2 separate regions of the Homo sapiens genome follow, and region 1 is linked to region 2. A link is an interaction called in ENCODE POLR2A ChIA-PET data of the cell type or tissue named here. Cell type or tissue: PC-3. All regions are shown on one strand. Each heading gives the region's core, and the rest is flanking DNA. Links, peaks and the distances in the headings are about the cores only.

Evidence for each region. ChIA-PET counts read pairs that join two places held together with the same protein. Peaks named below come from ENCODE experiments on the same cell type or tissue, not always from the same donor. Only the 100,000 strongest peaks of a DNase experiment are listed, where the experiment ranks them.
Region 1: POLR2A ChIA-PET joins it to region 2 with 33 read pairs; 4 of 35 experiments call an interaction of 5 or more read pairs at or near these places.

What each region holds. Positions count from the first base shown.
Region 1 is chr17:28,505,094-28,509,477 of GRCh38, reverse strand. FOXN1 (forkhead box N1) reads right to left here and starts at 3,130. Exons shown (of 9, transcript NM_001369369.1): 1 at 3,035-3,130. RefSeq lists an enhancer at 927-1,879. In PC-3, for the core only: no CTCF peak of the experiment used is centred there; no DNase peak of the experiment used is centred there; H3K27me3 peaks cover 59 bases.
Region 2 is chr17:28,628,850-28,633,233 of GRCh38, reverse strand. It overlaps BLTP2 (bridge-like lipid transfer protein family member 2), which reads left to right. Exons shown (of 39, transcript NM_014680.5): 20 at 72-292; 21 at 995-1,185; 22 at 1,315-1,414; 23 at 1,553-1,755. Among named protein-coding and RNA genes, the nearest start is that of BLTP2, 14 kb to the left of the region's middle. In PC-3, for the core only: no CTCF peak of the experiment used is centred there; no DNase peak of the experiment used is centred there.

The sequences.
Region 1 (4,384 bases), core at 264-4,263, 120 kb after region 2:
AGGGAACCTGTGACATAGGAGGAGATCCATCCTGAGGAATGGAGCAGGAGGTGGAGATGGGGATAGGAGTGTGGTTGGAGGTGGGAGTGAGGAGATGAGGTAAGGAGGAAGGAGCAGGATGGGGTGGTGGTGATGGAGGCAAGTTTGGGGACGGGGATGAGTAGGAAGGGGGCTGGGCGGGATTGAAGGTGGGAATGGAGATAGGTTATGATGGGGAAAGAGACAGAGACGGGTGGAAGGGTCAGGGATGAGGTTGGAGTTGGGCACAGAGAGGGAGGGAGGGGCAGGGGATGGAGATGAATAAGCTGGAAAGACCCAATGTATTCTGGAACCATGTGGTTCGTGCTTCTGGGAGGCCCTCTCCCAGAGGTCATCTTGTCTTTCCCCAGCTCCTGGAGGTCCTCTCATCCTTCCCCAGCTCCTGGGCATGTTGCCAGCCCAACCCCACCCACCCCAGATCAATGGTTGCCTCTCCACTCAGGAAACCACCTCCTGTGGTCACATAGTCCAGTCAAACTCAACCTAAAATGCTGAGAACTTTCTCTGAACTCTGTCAGTCACTCCTGCTGCAGAAGCCAATCCTGGTTTCCTGAACTCCCCTCTGCCAGCCACAGCAGGGATGGCAGGCTGTGATTTGGAAGGACAGAGGGGAGGGCATACCTGCAGGACCTCGGTCCCCTCCATCCTTTTGTTATGGGCAGATGGGGAGGCAGGCAGAAGTGGACCGCAACTTCGTCAGAATGTGGAGTCAGAGAGAATAAGAGGCGCAGCGAGAGTGGGGCCTTTCTGTCCCTGCCAGCGCCCAAGCAACCAGGGCATTTCATTGTGACTTAGAACAGTCTCTGCCTATGTGCCTGGGCCCTGTGCAGGCAATGGGGGTTCTGCTGGTCCATGAAGACCAGGTGTCAACTCAAGCCAGAAAGGGAGAGGTTAGACATCAGGAAGGACTTCCTAGCTAGAGAAGGTGAAGAGTCCAAGGAAAGAGGCGATATGTTGCTTTCTTAGAGGCCAGATGGGACTGTCTGGGGGATGGGGGGAAAGGAAGGCTTTCCCTGAGGCAACGGATGGCACATGACAGAAGGTGCATGTCACCAGTGGGCTTTCCCCCTTGTCTTTAACTTTCCTAAGCCTTCTCGCGATGAAGCCTTCTCACGGTGAAGACGGCTGTTGGTTGGAGGCAATGTGGCGTCAGTGCGTGGATGAGACAAAGCTGGGGAGCAGGGAGGGGTCCTAAGCCCCCTAATTTTTCTCTAGTTTCCCAGGACCCACTGGTCCAGAAGATTCTGGGGCTCCCTGAGCCCCTGGGAAATAAAGTCCTCTGAGAACTCCCTGGCATTCCCGGGAGAACAGGTTTCTGGCTCTGGGAGTGAGTGAGGCGCCGGGCCTGGGGGTGCAGCGTGCCTCGGCAGGCCCTGGAGCCGGGAGCTGAGCTCGCACAGGCAGCGCGGGCGGGGCGGGGCTGGGCGGGGAGCCGGGAGGACATGCGCCTCTCCCTGTGGCTCCTTCGCCTTTGAGGATCCCCAACCTGGGGCAGCCCTCACCCCGTCTGCCCCTCTCCAGGACTCAGCCTGGCTCTGTCCCTGCCTGGCTCACCCTGGACCCCTCACAGAGCCACAAGAGAAAGGGACCAGGATAGGAGGCCCTGCCCCTTCCCCCATCCACTCGGGGTGCCCTTGTACTGCCTGTGTCTTGTGGTCAGGGAATGAGCAAGATGGTAAAAGGTTCTGAGCCAAGCCCGGTGGGGACAGGACTGCAGTGCAACGCCGCCCTCGGATCCGAGGAACTAGTGTTCCTCAGTGCGGGAGGAAGAAGGCTACCGGGCAAGCAGAGCTGGACCCTGCAGCAGTAAAGACTTCAGAGAGGCTCCAGGAAGGACTTCATGATTGTGAGGAAACTGACCAGATTTTCTCCTTCAGGGATTAGGAAAACTAGGAGGGGCAGCCCTGCCCGATGTGGGCAATGACTGGCATAGGGGCAGGGGATGGATAGGATGACTTCCCAAGATGAGCCCCTCCGCCCGGGTCCCTTCCCACTGACCAGTTGTGCATTGCCACAAAGCACATCCAGACATATCCCCCATGCCTGTAGGTGCCGAGAGAAGAGGCAAACACGCCCACTTGCTAGAGTCTACTCTTCATCCAACGGGCTTCTTTGGATATTTAGGGAGGGCCTGGGGGACTCCACGGGGAATGCCAGAACCTTATCTGAGCGGGTAGTGGGTGGGGAGGAGTCGGGGGAGCTGGCAGGGGCTTCCTGCTGCTTCGGCCACTTCCCTAAGGGCCTTCACTTCCCACGCCCCCAACTCTAGGCCCCAAAGGCCTCAGGGCTCCCTGCCTGGCCCAGCTCTGCTCACCAGGACTCTGCCTTAGGGGTCTTGCGGGAGAGAAATGGAGCTGGGGATAGGAGGCGACTCTGCCCTAAGCCCAGCATCAACTCATGGCCACAGCACCTGTTTGCCACCTGTCTGCTTCGCCACAAGGTGCACCATCTCCTTTCTGCAACCCAGGCCTCTGCATGGGCCCAGGCATCTAGACCCCAGCCCAGGCTGCGTGGAGATGTTGAGCAATTCCTTGATCTGCACACACCCTTGGTGCTCCCCAGCTCCCAGAGCTGGGCTCTCCCTTCTTCACCTGGAAAACCACTACATGGAGAACTTGGCCCCCTGCCTTTCAGCTCTAGTTTTCCAGATCTAACACTTTTGAGTCCTCATTTCCTCCCAGCACAGGGTGGGTGAGCGCATCTCCAACACACAGAGACACACACAAAATCCAGCACACACCAGAATGAGACCCACACCACAGCAAGAGGGATTAAAGTTGGACAACCTAGAAAAGGAACTGGAGGGGGAGGTGGGGGAAGGGGTGCCCCTTGGCCTCCAGGCACTCACCCGAATTCTGAGTCTCCCTTGAGCTGCAGTGAGAACCTGGGTGCTCCCCGTCACTCCTGAGCCCCGTTAAAAAGGCGAACGCCCTCCCCGTGCCCCAGCCCGGCCCTGCTGGCCTCCACGGCTGACTTGGGCCGGGGCTCCTCTTACCTGCTCAGTGAAGCAGGTCGGCGTGGGGGCCCGGGTCTGGGGGGCCAGGAGCTCTGTCCGTCTGTCAGTCCGTCAGCTCGGCCGTCCTGTGTCTGTGCTGACATCAGGTGAGGGGAGGCAGCTGCCAGGTGAGCCAATAATTATGATATCAGCTTCCCCTTGCCCGGAGGGGCTGCGCCAAAACGGGGAGAAGAGAAAGGTGACTAAGAAGCTAGTTTGCTCCTTGGCTCTTGTTTGACAGGTACCGGCTCCCGTGCCCGCCCCAGCCGCACCCTGGCCCCCCAACCCCTCCCTCCTCCTGAGCTAGCCCAGGCCCCCTCCCCTGTCCCTGCCAGTGCGCACAGCCTGTGGCTTGTAGAGGAGGGGGTTGTCCCGTGGCCCCCGCCTGCACTCCAGAAGGGAGATGTCGCCCCCCCACCCACAGGTGGGGCACAGGCCTGTTGGAGCATGCACGTGTGTCAGGAGAGCCTGGCCGCCACATGTATGCTCATGGAGCCCACTCATGAGGTTCTGGGGAACAGCGCTGGGTGGCAGCCCAGGGTTCTCTGAGGCACGGCATGGACAGGTTGGGCCCTTCAAGGGCCAAGCATTAGCACAGATTTGCTGGGAACTGTCTGTCCATGGGGCCGGCCATCTGTCTGTCTCTCCACAGCTCCCGCAGCACCTCGAGGGTGTCTCCTTGTGGGTGGGGGCGTGTGCACCCACTGGAGCATGTGCTGGTGACTCCCATCTCCCTCTCCCTCAGGGGCAGATACATGCGAGTCTGTCTGCATCTCTCCCTGGGTCTGTACATCTGTCTCCTGGGTGGGCGTGTGTCTGCATGTCTTCCCCTGTGTCTGTGTCTCTGTGTCCCCGGACCCAGGCCCGTGTGTCGTCCGTGTGTTGACATGCTCATGTCTGTGCACACGTCTCTGCTGTGGGTCAGCAACCTAGTCCTGTGTGAGCATGTGGGTGTCTGTGGGGGTGGAGATGGGGGCTCCCTGGTTCTGTGTCTTCATCCCAGGCTACTCTTCATTATTTGGAGGATAGAAACAGAAACCTGAGTGGCTGTTGCCCTGGTCTCTGGCCCCTTAGAGTTCATGTTGAGGGTGAAGCCCTAGGAATTGGCTTCCCTGGTCCCAGCTGGACTCAGGCCTGGAGCCTGTCCCTGCTCCCTGACAGCTTTCTCTGCTGTTCCCCCAGACCCTGTCCTCACCTCCTTCTCTCTGCTTCCTTTTCATCTTCTTTGCCCTCCATCCCCTTGTCTCCTGTCCCTGGTCATTCTTTCCCTCCTCCATCTCCCTGACCCTTGCACTGGCCTCTAAGCCCACTTGTGTCTCTTCCTGGAGCTAAAGGCTCTAAGGACCTAGT
Region 2 (4,384 bases), core at 271-4,270:
GAGGGAGGGGGAAGAGCCAAGGGGAAGTGAGTGACCAGGGCACTGAGGGCTGGGGTTCCATTGTGAGGCAGGTATGACGACTGCTGCTTCCTTCACCTGCCTGACCTCTGCATGACACTGGACCTGCAGTGGCTGTGCCATGGGAACCCCCATGATCACCATAGTGTCACTCTGCGGGCCCCAGAGTTCCTGCCTGAGGTGCCCTTGGGCCAGCTTCATGACTCCTACCGGGCCTTTCGCTCGGAGAACCTCAATCTCTCCATCAAGATGGATCTGACTCGGCACAGTGGAAGTGAGGCTTGGGCCTGGGGCAGTGGGGAGGAAGGGCTTGGGAGGACGGGCATGGATGCTGGGGACTTTAGCTTGACCCTCTGGGGAGGGGAGGGGAGGGGAGAAGGGCAAGGGAGAATCTAGGTTAGGACCTTTTTTTTTGTTTTTTGGCAGGGGAAAGGGTTGGTGTCTTAGTCCTTTTTGGCTGCTATAACAGTAATACCACAAGTTTGGTAGCTTATAAACAACAAGCGTTTATCTCTCACAGTTCTGGAGGCTTGAAAGTCGAAGATCAAAAAGAGCTGATAGATTCAGTGTCAGTGAGGGCCCATTCCTCATAGATGGTGCCTTTTTGCTGTGTCCTAATATGGTGGAAGGAGTCAGTGAGCTCCCTTGGACCACTTTTAAAAGGGCACTAATCCTATTCATGAAGGCTCCACCGTCATGATCTAGTGACCTCCCAGAGGCCCACCTCTTAACATCATTACCTTAGGGGTATTTCAGCATGAATTTTGGGGAGATGCAAACATTTAGACCATAGCAGTAGGGGAAAGCAGAGAGCTTAGATCCTTGAAAGAAGAGGGAGTTGGGGATGCTGAATGTGAGGCTAGGTGCTGTTTGGATTTTGGATTTTTAAACCTCTACAACCTGCAGCAAGGGAAGGATTTAGCTTTACCTCTGTGTTTCATCCATAACTAGGAAATGTCTGTCTTTCTCTTTGCAGCAATATCCCAGCCCCGAATTCTGCTATATAGTAGTACCCTGCGCTGGATGCAAAACTTCTGGGCAACTTGGACAAGTGTCACAAGGCCTATCTGCAGGGGAAAGCTCTTCAATAACCTGAAACCCAGCAAGAAGAAACTTGGTCAGCACTACAAGCAACTTTCCTATACAGCCCTCTTTCCCCAGCTGCAGGTAAGGCACTGATGTCCCTGCTGACATCTTCACTTTATTCTGCTTCTAGTTTTCTTGTTTCTCATATTGAGTCCCTTAATCATCCCTCTCATGCCATCCTTTGTTAATGTTATGCTCTCTTGTTGCCAGGTACATTATTGGGCCTCATTTGCCCAGCAACGGGGCATCCAGATTGAGTGCAGTCAGGGCCATGTCTTCACTCGGGGGACTCAGCGGCTTATACCTCAAGGTAAAATGAAAGACTCCTTTCATTTCTCCTATCCTGTTCCTTGTTTTTCCCTTCTCAGTTCCATTCCCCTCCTCCATCTCTGTCTTACACTATCCTCTGAACTGGTCAGCATGGTCTCTGTGTGCCTCTTTTTCTCAGCAGGCACAGTGATGCGGCGCCTTATCTCTGATTGGAGTGTTACCCAGATGGTGAGTGACCTAAGTCAGGTGACCGTTCACCTGATGGCCTCACCCACTGAAGAGAATGCTGATCACTGTCTTGATCCCTTGGTAACAAAGACCCACCTGCTGAGCTTGTCCTCCCTCACCTACCAACGGCATAGCAATCGCACAGCTGAGGAGGTACTCCCTGACACACTTTCTTTATTACCTTATTTATATTAGTAGGTATCTCAGCCTACTTGGGCTGCCATAACAAAATACCAGAGACTGGGAGGTTTATACAACAAAAATTTATTTATGAGTTTTGGCTACTGGGAAGTCCAAGATCACGGTGCCCGCATGGTTGGGTTCTGGTGAGGGCTGTCTTCCTGGCTTGCAGATGGCTGCCTTGTGTCTGTCCTCACATGGCAGAGAGGGAGAGAGAGCACAAGTGTGCACGAGTGCTCTGGTTTCTCTTATTGTAAAAGCACTAATTCTGTCATGAGTGCCCCACCCTCGTGACCTTATGTCATTACCTCCCAAAGGCCCATCTCCACATACTGTTACATTGGGGGTTAGGACTTCAACATATGAATTTGGGGGGAACACAGTAAAGTCCATAGGAGTAGGTTGCAGATTAAGTCCCTGGTAAGGTTTCTCATATATTCCAAGCATGTATGTCATTACTTTATGACAAACTCATTTGGTTTAGCTGTATCAGCATCCTTCTTTTTGAAAATACTTTTTCTTTCTCTCCTAAAAATAGTATGTTACTCTTTAGGAAATAGAGTAAAATTTTTTCCTAACACTGAAAAAAAAATTGGTACTGCCTTTCCCCCAATTAGGGAAGGATTTTAAGTTGAAATTCTCAAGTCATTTAAAATACAGTGGGGGAGGGCTGGGTGCGGTGGCTCATGCCTGTAATCCCAGCACTTTGGGAGGCCAAGGCGGATGGATCATTTGAAGTCAGGAGTTCAAGACTAGCCTGACCAACATGGTGAAACCCCCATCTCTACTAAAAATACAAAAGAATTAGCTGGGAATGGTGGTACATGACCGTAGTTCCAGCTACTTGGGAGGTTGAGGCAGGAGAATCTCTTGAACCCGGGAGGTGGAGGTTGCAGAGAGCCGAGGTCACACCAGTGCGCTCCAAGCTGGGTGACAGAGCAAGATGCTGTCTCCAAAATACAAAAAAAAAAAAAAAAAAAAAAAAACAGTGGGGGCTGGGCTCAGGTGGCTCATGCCTGTAATCCCAACACTTTGGGAGGCTGAAGCAGGTGGATTGCTTGAGCTCAGGAGTTTGAGACCAGTCTGGGCAACATGAGGAAACCCTGTCTCTACCAAAAATACAAAAAATTATCTGGGTGTGGTGGCATGTGCCTGTGGTCCCAGCTACTCGGGAGGCTGAGGTGGGAAGATGGCTGGAGTCTGGGAAATCGAGGCTGCAGTGAGCCATGACCGCATCACTGCTCTCCAGCCTGGGTGACAGAGTGAGACCCCATCTCAGAAATAAATAGGCAAAGTGTGATGGCTCATGCCTGTAATCCCAGCACTCTGGGAGGCCAGGGTGGGTGGATCCCTTGAGCTCAAGAGTTCCAGACCAGCCTGGGCAACATGGTGAAACCGTGTTTCTACAAAAAATACAAAAAAATTAGCCAGGCATGGTGGCATGCACCTGTAGTCCTAGCTATTTAGGAGGCTGAGGTAGGAGGATGGCTTGAGCCCAAGAGGCAGAGGTTGTAGTGAGCCAGGATTGCACCATTAAGGCTGGGTGCAGTGGCTCACACCTGTAATCCCTACACTTTGGGAGGCTGAGGCAGATGGATCAGTCGAGGTCAGGAGTTTGAGACCAGACTGGCCAACATGGTGAAACCCTGTCTCTACTAAAAATACAAAAATTAGGCCAGGTATAGTGGCTCACGACTGTAATCCCAGCACTTTGGGATGCCAAGGTGGGCGGATCATTTGAGGTCAGGAGTTTGAGACCAGCCTGGCCAATATGGTGAAACCCCATCTTTACTAAAAAATACAAAAATTTGCTGGGCGTGGTGGCAGGTGCCTGTAATCCGAGCTACTCGGGAGGCTGAGGCAGGAGAATCGCTTGAACCCGGGAAGTGGAGGTTGCAGCCAGCTGAGATCGCACCATTGCCTTCAGCCTGGACGACAAGAGTGAGACTCTGTTTCCAAAAAATAAATAAATAAATAAATAAAAAATAAATAAATTAGCCAGGTGTGGTAGCACATACCTGTAATCCCCAGGTACTTGGAGACTGAAGCATGAGAATCGCTTGAACCTGGGAGGCAGAGGTTGCAGTTAGCCAAGATCATGCCACTGCACTCCAGCGTGGGTGATGGAGTGAGACTCTGTCTCAAAAAAAAATCACACCACTGCACTTCAGCCTGGGAGACAGAACCAGATTCTGTCTCAAATAAATAAATAAAAATAAATAAATATATTTAAAAAATAAAATGGGCCAGCACAGTGGCTTGTGCCCGTAGTCCCAGCTACTTGGGAGACTAAGGCAGGAAGATTGCTTGAAGCCAGGAGTTCAAGACCAGTCTGGACAAAATAGACTCCATTTCTTAAAAAAAAAATTTTAGAGGAACTCTGAAAACGTTTTTTGATAAAGAATAAAATACAGTAGGTATAGTTTGAATGTAATATAATATAAAAGCCAAGACCACTTAGTTTTTCTTCTCCAGGGTCTGTCTCCCCACCACGCCCAGTGAATTTTTTTTTTTTTTTGAGACTGCGTCTCTCTCTGTCGCCTGGGCTAGAGTGCAGTGGTGTGATCTCGGCTCACTGCAACCTCCACCTGCCAGGTTCAAG